Regions from separate parts of the Homo sapiens genome. Here region 2 is linked to region 1. The links are chromatin contacts, found by Hi-C in ENCODE. All regions are on one chromosome and are shown on one strand. The core of a region is the stretch at or near the end of the contact, and the rest is flanking DNA. Distances in the headings are between cores, read along the strand shown. Region 1 holds the start of DHCR7 (7-dehydrocholesterol reductase). Region 2 holds the start of CAPN5 (calpain 5).

The links. A loop is a pair of places that touch in the nucleus more often than their neighbours do. Pooled maps may share reads with other maps.
Region 2: a loop to region 1 is called in a pooled map, with 6 times the contacts of the local background. The contact joins the promoter of CAPN5 here to the promoter of DHCR7 in region 1. A Hi-C loop is called at or near these places in 5 of 50 pooled maps.

What each region holds. Positions count from the first base shown.
Region 1 is chr11:71,446,858-71,451,468 of GRCh38, reverse strand. DHCR7 (7-dehydrocholesterol reductase) reads left to right here and starts at 3,076. Exons shown (of 9, transcript NM_001360.3): 1 at 3,076-3,179; 2 at 3,735-3,859. It overlaps DHCR7-DT (DHCR7 divergent transcript), which reads right to left and starts at 2,941. Exons shown (of 2, transcript NR_186309.1): 1 at 2,584-2,941. RefSeq lists an enhancer at 2,543-3,044 and a silencer at 2,770-3,409.
Region 2 is chr11:77,063,867-77,068,790 of GRCh38, reverse strand. It overlaps CAPN5 (calpain 5), which reads right to left and starts at 1,820. Exons shown (of 13, transcript NM_004055.5): 1 at 1,697-1,820. RefSeq lists a silencer at 1,615-2,304 and an enhancer at 2,161-2,661.

The DNA.
Region 1 (4,611 bases), core at 1,827-4,326:
CTGTCAGTCTTACGATCTCTGTTTTAACATGAATGCCGGCCAGTTGTGGTGTCCAAACTCTGAAACAGGGGGCTATTACCAGGCGCATCTGACCTCCCATCCCATCATGTCTGGGAATTCAGTGTTGAGGTTTTTCTGGTGTCCCCTTGGTCAGGAGAAGGTCCCTTTGGTCAATGGGGGGCTTAGGATTTTATTTTTACCTTATGTACATATACCCGTTTTCACATTTTGAATCACTTTTTTTCCTGTCTATAAAGTAGTGCTTGTTCATGACAATTTGGAAACTCCACAAAAGCACCAGAATGTTATACATGCTAACTTATTTAATCCTCACAGTAGTTTTCATGCTTCTGAAATCCACACGATCTGCTCAAATTATCTCCTGCCAACAATGGCTGATGCCAGGCCTGGGCAGAGAAGGGGAGGATCCTTGAACATCTGGTTGTCCCAGAAAATAAGTAAGTACTCAAAGGATGGTAGATACATGTCATATGAAAAAAGAAGCCAATTTGAAGGGGCTCCCGTTAGCTAAATACAGGACAATACAGTAAGGATCATAACTCGGTCAGCTAAATCCATTAGGGCATACTGATAAAAAATAAATCAAAGAGGAAATCCCTACAGAAGAATGCTTGCTAATAAATAATTTATTAATAAATGTTGAGGGAATGATAAAATTAGAAAATTAACACTTTGTCCCAAGAAATAAGGGATTCAGGCAAGATTCCTCATTAAATGCTAGTTCACTGGGTGAAAGGTCATTTGGGAACAGCATATTTACAGTCTCAAAGTATCACTGCACCAATTACTCATTAATAACAAAAGGAAAAATGGAGACTTCTGGCAGAAACCACGGAGCCCCACTATCAATCATGGAGCACAGTGATATGTTGTCTTAAAAAAGAAAATTTTAGGACTCTTGAAATTTATTAGGTCAACTTGGGCAACAGAGCAAGATCCTGTCTTTAAATAAATAAATAAAAATAAATAAATTTATTATGTCAAGAGGGAAGTTAAGTCCTAGAAACTGGGTCACATAGCATGTTTGTAATTTTGTCTTTTAGATTATAGGCTGTTTTTCTTTATCATTCATGTTTTATAAATGACTAGGAGAGACCACAGACCAGGCCTGCTCCCCTTTTAATTACTGATCTTTATTATAGATTGTCTCTTATTATCCCGTACTTAGACCAGACTCCTACATCTTCAGTGTAAAATGTTAAATATACCTTCCACCTAAAAAAGACCACCTCAGCTGGTCAGATTATAACTTTATGCATAAAAAGATGTTAAAATTCTGTTAAACTTCCCTAAAATTTGTCTACATAAATGATCCCAAACATCTACAGTTCAAAATACTGATTTCCATTCTTTAAAATCTGTGCTTCCCAGGCAGCCTGTCCTCAAACTTTATACACTTAAATAAACTCTCTTTAAGCTAAATTCTGACCTGTTTGGTTATTTCAGGTTGACAGCCTTCTAACAAGATAAAACATGCTCTATGTAGTATATTATCCTGCCAAAAAAAGTGCATAGCCTGAATGCACAGTGTGGCTCCCTGATTAGATCCTGGGGTTTAAAAAAGGGCTGTAGGGCAGAGCTTCACACCTGTAGTCCCAGCACTGTAGGAGGCCACAGTGGGTGGATCGCTTGAGCCCAGGAGTTCGAGACCAGCTTGGGGAACATAGTGAGACCCCCCCCCCCACCCATCTCTACCAAAAAAAAAATAGCGTGTGGTGGTGTGCTCTTGTAGTCCCAGCTACTCAGGAGGGTGAGGGAAGAGAATCGCTTGAGCCCAGCAGTTCAAGGCTGCAGTGAGCTGTGATCGTGCCACTACACTCCAGCCTGTGTGACAGAGACCCCCGTCTTAACAAAGCAAAACAAAACAACAATAACAAAAGGGCTGTAAAGGGCATTATTGGGACAACCGCGGGAAACTGGAGATGGAAAATAGATAACAGCATTGAACTGATGTGGTCATTGTATTTTGGTAATATAGGAGGTTCTTGTTCTTAAGGAGTTGGATACCGAAGTATTTGGGAGGGGGGTATCACGGTATCTGCAGCTAATGGTGGGGGCTGAGTGGGGAGGAAAAAAGAAAAATACACATATATAAACACAGAGGGAGAGAAATGAAACGTGGCCAGCTGCTCACCCCTGCTGAACCTAGGAATCTGCGTGCTCACTTTACGTTCAACTTGTTTGTATGCTGAACATTTTTCAAAACAAAAAGGTGCAGGGAAAAAAGAAAACATGATGTCTCTCTGAGGGCCACAGAGACGTGGCAACCAGATCGCTCTGACAGTAAGGCCTGTTACCCGAGCTGTTGGGTGTGGGGTCAGCAGACACCTTCAGCTGCCCCCTCCTCCAGGGCTGCCTCGCCCCAGGTCATGCCCTCGCAACGTGGCCCGTGCGTCCGGCTCGCACTGTGGCTCAGCTTCTCCCTTTGCCCAGTCCTGCTGCTCCCTCCCCTCCCGTCCTCGCACAGGTGTGCCCCCCTAATAAGCAGGCCACCCAGACTCCATCTCGGGTCACTTTGGCGGTCTCCCAGCGGCGAGCCTTCCCTGACACCCATGTGTTTACCTGATCGTTTATGGAGGATCCTCTTCGCCCCGGGACGTGAGCCCTAGGACCAAGAACTGTGTCTGTTTTGCTCCTTGCGGTGCACCGGCGCCTGGACATACGCTCCATCAATGTGCGTCGCGAGCCGCTGAAGCCCCATTTGCCGAGGGGGAAACTGAGGCACGATGATCCAGGTGATGAGCCTGGCGCGTTCTCCGCGCGGCCCACGTGGCCACTCCGCCACGCCCCACCCCCAGCTGGTCAGCTGGGATCCCGAAGAAGCGCCAGAGGCTGCGCCCACCCACTAGGGCCCGGGCGGGCCGGTGGGGCGGCAGGGCGGGGCCTGGGCCGTCAATCTCGAGTCCGGCCGCTGCCGAATGGCGGGCGCGGTGGGCCCGGAGTCAGCTCAGGCTCCTCGACCAATCACGGGGCGCGGAGCCGCCGGGCGTGCAGGGTCCGCCTCCGATTGGCAGGCAATCGCTGACATCATCCGGGGGCGGGCGCCCCTGCCCTGCGGGTGACTCCGACCCCTGGCTAGAGGGTAGGCGGCGTGGAGCAGCGCGCGCAAGCGAGGCCAGGGGAAGGTGGGCGCAGGTGAGGGGCCGAGGTGTGCGCAGGTGAGTGGCCAAGGTGTGCGCAGGTGAGGCCAGGGGAAGGTGTGCGCAGTGGGGGGCGCTTGCCCAGGTGAGCAGGTGCCCACTCACAGGGCGAGGGTGGGGTCAGGGGTAGGGGGCGTGCGCGCAGGTGGGGAGAGGGTCCAGCTCACAGGCGAGGGGCCGCTGGGGCTCCGGGGAGGCGGGGCGGAGGCGTGGATAGTCCCCCTCCCCCACGAGCCGGCGTCTGAGGGATGCTCTGTCCCCGCGCTGTCTGGAGCTTCCCCGGGCGAAGGCTGCCTGGCTCCGGGGTCGGCTCCTGGCCCCATGCCGCGCTCCGCGGCGGCTCTTTCTCCTGCCCCACCTGTTGTTCGCCTCCCTCTTTGTCAGTGCTGAGCCAGGCACAGCAGCTTTGCGATGGGACTGGCTTGTCCGCCGTCCTCCCTGACATGCGGCTGTTGAAGCCCTGAGCACTGGACCTTCTGCCTCTTGCTTGACTCCTACTGTGGGCCTTGAGCTTCTGCCCTCTCCTGAAATGTCAGCTGCCTGCGGTCTTATTCATTTTTGTGTTCCTTGCAGGACTTTAGCCGGTTGAGAAGGATCAAGCAGGCATTTGGAGCACAGGTGTCTAGAAACTTTTAAGGGGCCGGTTCAAGAAGGAAAAGTTCCCTTCTGCTGTGAAACTATTTGGCAAGAGGCTGGAGGTAAGTGTATCTCAGTGCCCTGGATCGTGGGCGCAGGCTATGGCTTCACAGCGTTGAAAGTACAGACAGACTGGTCCACCAGCTCTCGAGTGCCAACGACTGTCTGTGCCTCTTATGAGTAAAATACAACATACCAGGGCACCTCCCCTTTGTCTGTTCCCAGCCGTCTATTGGGAAGGATGTTACTTAGATGTTTATTGCACAACTCAATGCTTGTGGCTAAAGAGCTGACTCCTGGGTGAATGAACTCTGTAATAAGCTAAAAGTACTTCTTTGGTCTTGTTTTAATCCCTTTTGACAACATTCTCCCAGTGGCTTTTTCACACTTTAGTTCTGAGGTTACACATCCCCTGACCCTTTTGCAATTTCCCAGTGTTTTACATAATTGATAATGTTGGTACCAGGCATTGTCCCCTTGTAGCTTATCCATGGCTTGGGGCAAGACGAATGCCACCCCATTCTACTTAGCCTTCCTGTAAGGCAAGTGTGCATGTGGGTGGTCTGGATTAACACCAGTCAGTGTGGGAACTAGGGATCGGAGGGAGTGGGGGCACTGAGCTGGTAAGTTTTGGCTGGGAAGAAACTAAGCTTGTATCTTACCTTGATGAGAGCCTGGGGGAGAGGAACTGTCTAAAGCAAGCCAGCTTGTCCAGGTGGCTGTGATCTTGAGATCAGACTCACTAGCGTGTCAGCTTTTCTCAGAAGTAGTTTTCTTTCATCCACTTTGATTTTACAGATATAAGGAGAGTGAC
Region 2 (4,924 bases), core at 571-3,070, 5.6 Mb before region 1:
CTGGGCACCTCCTGCCCCCAGCACCCCTGCTCTGGGAAACTTTATCAGGGTCCCTCCTCCCCTGCCAAGCCTAGCCCTGGGTGGGGAGCAGAGGAGAGCAGAAGGGAGGGCCCTCTCCCTGCTTTGGCCTCCTCCTTATAGCCCTCAGTGGAAGCCCACCCACTACTGCAGCCAAAGGTGGCCCTTCTTGGACACACATCTGACCTATCTAATCCGCAATCCACCCCACCAGCATTCATTTTCACACTGCCAGGCCTTTACTCATGCTGTTCCTTGGGGCTGCAATGACCTGCCTTTTCTTTTCTGCTTGGTGGATTTCAAGACCCAGCCCCAACGAATCTGCAAGTGAACTCATCCCCAGCTCCCGGGCACCCATCAGTCCCTGTCTTGTGCTCCCAGCACTGGGTACAACTCTGGACAGGGCCTTATCTGTGGACCCACTGCCTGTCTTGTCAGAAGAGAGGCTCCTCAGGGCAAAGACCCCGCCTGAGCACCTCTGTGTGCTGGCAACTAGCCTGACCTGGCCTGCAGCAGCAGCTGGGCCCACCATACCCTGCCCAGGAGGCAAAGGCAGCCACACCACCCCACCCCCAGACCCTGGGGACAGGAGCAAGGACCAGCCCGAGGACCCTGGGAGGTGTCAATCCTTGCAAAACACAGTGGTTCCCCCAGCAGGCCTCAGACTCATTGAGTTGGCTGAGCCTCACCCGTAAGCCCCTCTCTTCCAAGAAGTCTGCCCAGATCTCTCTTTCCCCTGAGTCCTGGGATAGTCGCCCTCAGTACTTTTCTCTCTAAACCACAGGTGTAGGGAGAAGATTCTGGGATGAGAGCCAGGCGGACCCGGGTTCAAATTCTGGCTCAGCAATCCTGAGAGGGCAGCTGACTTCGCTTCTCTGTGCCCCACTCTTCTGATCTGTATGGAACTTGGGGGTGAATCCCACCACATGAAATGACTGGGAGAGAGAACGTCGCACCTGTTAATGATCTTTTGTCCTATTTCGCCTCTGGTCCCCTAGGCCAGTCTTCCGAGACCCCCAACGCAAAGGAACAGAGGTGGGAACTCTGAGGTCTGAGAAACAAAGATCCATTCCCTCCCAGACCACTCCCCCACACTCCCGCAACACACACACACACACACACACACACACACACACACACGTGCGCCCGCCCTGCAGTCAAGGAGAAAAGCCCCCTTTCAACCTGGGGAGTAGTGCCAAGAAGCGGATAGGCTGGGGCAGTAGGAGCCTCGGCCCTGCCCCTTCCCCAGGCCTGGGTGGTGGAGCACCCAGAAGGGGTTGGTGGATTGCAGGGATGAAAGGGGGGTTAAGCAGGGAAGAGAAGGGGGGAACTGTAAGGAAGATGAGAGGAAGTGACAGTCTAGCCCCGGGTGTTAGGCGCTTCCAGCGCGTCCGCACTAGGAAAACGACTCGGAGACACCCAGAGGGAGGTGAAAAAAAGACTCCTCGCCGGGGGTGGGGGTGGGGACGAGCCGAGGGGGCCCAGGCGGATGCTCCAGGACCCCGCCCCCCAGCCAGCGCTCACTTCCTTTCCCCCCGGGCCCGCGGGAGGTGCAGCCCCCTCCACTGATTCGTGGTCCCGGAGCAATCACTGGCCCGCGCTGCACCCGCACACACCCCCCCGAAACACACACACACACACACACAGAAGCACACGCCTCCCTCCGCCCGCCTCCTACCGGCCGAGCCGCCGCGGGTCCAGCCGGGCTCCCGGGATGCAGGGCACGGCGCGGGCGCTGGAGCGGAGGCTGCAGCCGCCCGGCGCAGCAGCCTCGGGCTCTGGCCGGAGATCCAGCTGGGACTGGCCTGCGGCGGGGGCTGGCGCTCGCATTCCCCGGGTTCGGCCAGCTGGGCCCGGCTCCGCCCCGCCCCGCCCGCGGCCTCCGCCCATTTGCCCGTTGCGAGCCGGAGGCGTGGTCTCCCGTGGGGCGGGGTGGGCGGCCCGGTGGCCGGGTGCGCCCATGCGCACTGGTGCGGTGGGCGGCCGCTCAGAGGAGCGGTCTCATTCCAGCCCCTGTGTTGAACGCGGACTTGGGGCCCCTAGCGGCACCCACCGCCTCTACCGGCTCGGTCGGGCCCTCGTTCTCTCTCCTTCCCAGCCTATCTGTCTGCGGTTGGTGCGCATCCCCATGGGCAGCCTCCCAAGGGCTGGCTGCACCGTGAGGGATCGGGCCGGGGCTGGGGTTCAGCCCCCACAGGGCGGGCCGGGGCCGCGGCTGACTTGGGGCCGGCGTGTAGTACCGAGGACCCGCAAGGGCCAGGGTGCCTGCCAGAACCAGGACTTGGTGGGCGGCGCCCCTCCCTTTCCGGGCTCCACCTTCACATCCATCCCAAGTGTTCGGATGGAGAAGTGGGAGCCCAGGCCCCTGTGAGCAGCAGAGGGCCTCTGTCAGATGGGAAAACTGACCCCGGCCCGTGTTGAGGACTTAATCCCGTGCTGCCATGGGCTCCCGGGCTCGGGCTCATGTTTGACTCTCTGTCCGTGACTGGCTACCGGAATGCCCTGGGATGGCACGGAGCCTGCATTTCCTGATCTGTAAAACGGGGACTATAATCTCTACCCACCCCAGGCCGCTTGGGGAATCCGATAGAGAAGGTTTAGGAGTGACTAGTTCTTGCCTACAGTAGGAGCTCAGGGGTGCCACCACCCCCCGCCCTGAGGCAGCAGGACAGACGCCCATCTGATCTGATGAGCCCATCGGCCCACTCGCTGGTGGAGCGTCTCAGGCCCGTTCATTCTCCGCCTCCAATTTGTTTCGAAGTCTCAGTTAATGATTTCGTCAACCTCTTGTGTTACCGAAACAAACTTGGGTCCGCCCACCCAGTGCAGCAAAGCCAAACACTGACACCAGGATTTGCAGCGGCAGAAAGGGAGGCATTTATTGCAGGGTGCCAAGCAAGGAGAATAGGTCGGCTAATGCTTAAGACCCGTACTCCCCAATGGTTTACATGTAAGGCTTTTTAAAGGTGGGGAGACAGAGGTTATAGGCAAAGTCATAAATAAATACTCTGGAGCTATACATTGGCTTGGCCCAAAAAGGTGAGACATTTTGAGGCAGGGTCATAGGTGGATTCAGAGATTCTGTGATTTGCAATTGGCTTAGGAAGCAAGACTGTCTAAAAACCTGGGGTCCACAGATAGGAGAGTTAAGCATTGGCTTATGGGTGTGACTCTTTACAGAACCCTTGGGAAGAAATTTAAAGAACAGCCCTCAGTTTCCCCTTATCTGAGGCCTAAGTGACAGCTGTGAAAAACAATTCAGGGACATAGGTCAAGATGTTATCTTTAGTTTCTATAGGGAACCAGACATCTTGTGGCTCTAACTTATTTGGGTGGCCCTTGTTTGAAGCTTCAATTACCTTCTTGCTTGTCAAGGTGCTCATTTACTTCTCAAAGCTAGCTAGCTGCCTGAAATTCCCCCTGAAAAGACTCATGATTTTCCTTTATTTCCACTAAGAGGAGTCTCTGCCTCACCTCACTCTCAGTCACCTGGACTTCTCTAGCTTCTCCCCAACCTCCCTGCCTCTGTCCCAGGCCACCCAGATGCTTCTCCCTTAAGAGTAGCCCCAGCCCCCTCAGGAGCCTCCTATCCAACCAAAGAAGACTTTCACATATGCAGCTGAGACCCGCCACCCATAGAAGAGTGTTCTAAGACTGCACCCCATCTGACTCCCCCATCTCCCCTAACCTTATTCCATGCCCTGTACTGGGAGCAGCAGCTTCACCAGCCCTTCAAAAGTCACTTCAGGGGCTCTACTCTCCCCACCTGAAACCATGCCCGTGCTGATCTGTGGCCGTCTGAAGGACTCTTCCTTCCTCCCTGTGCTGCAGCATCCCAAAGCTCCCTTGCTCAGCATCCACCCCTCACCTATGGCCCTTCTCAGGCTGCGTCTCTCAGAGTTGCTGGTGGGGCCAAGGTTTCCCCTGCAAGGCCAAAGTTCCTGGAGGGCAGAGGCCAAGGGTCATTGTCAGGAAGACAGCAGCACTTGGTAGAGCCAAGTAGATCTGGGCTCCAGTCCTCACTCTGCCAGTTACTGGCTGTGTGATCTGGGCAGGTCCTCTATCCTTTTCCCTGTCTGTAAAATGGGCTTCTAGCTGGAGTGTGTGATGACCAGGTACAGGCAAGTCACGGGGATCGATAAAGGCCCGGTTGTGTAGGATACTGGGCAGCATTGTCTCTGGGCTGGGCAACTCCCATGTGTTCCAAGGTGGGGCTGGGGTTGTGTCTGAGAAGGCATGTTTGCCTCAGCCCACAAAACAGTGGGGTTCAGAGGATGCTCAGACCCCCTTCTGTATCTCAAAGCATTGGAGCCACAAGAGGGTATTGTGCAGTAGTTGCAAGCATGGGCTCTGCCTGGGCTCATATTAGCTGAGTGACCTCAGACAAGTGACCCAACCTCACTGTGCCAGTATCCTCTCCTATAAAGCCAGCATAGCAACAGTCGCACCATGGAGTTGTTGTGGGATTAAATGGGCCGGGACATACGGAGCCCTCATGGTTGCCCTTTGCTTGGAGTAAGAGCTCAGCATGTGCTAGCTGGTGTTATTGTCATCTGGCCCAGCCCCTCATTTTGTGAAGACATTGAGTCCCAGAAGCAGAGACATGCACTCATGGCCAGTGAGAAGCCCAGCCACCCTAGCAGGTTAGCACTGGAAGGGCCCAGTCCTTTAATCATCTCCAGCAGCTCCACCTTCTCCGACAGGTGAGGAAAGAGGCCTAGCGAGAGTGACCTGCCCAGGACACCCACCCTGGTGGCCGGGTGGAGAGAGCATTGGCCCTGCTCTTGGGGGAGAGAGAGGTCCCCAAGATAGGCCAGGAAGAGCCAGATCTGCCCAACAAGGTTGGGGAAAAGGTGGGACTTTGATGATGCTCTGGCCCGGGATCCTGCTGGTCAGTTTTTGTAAA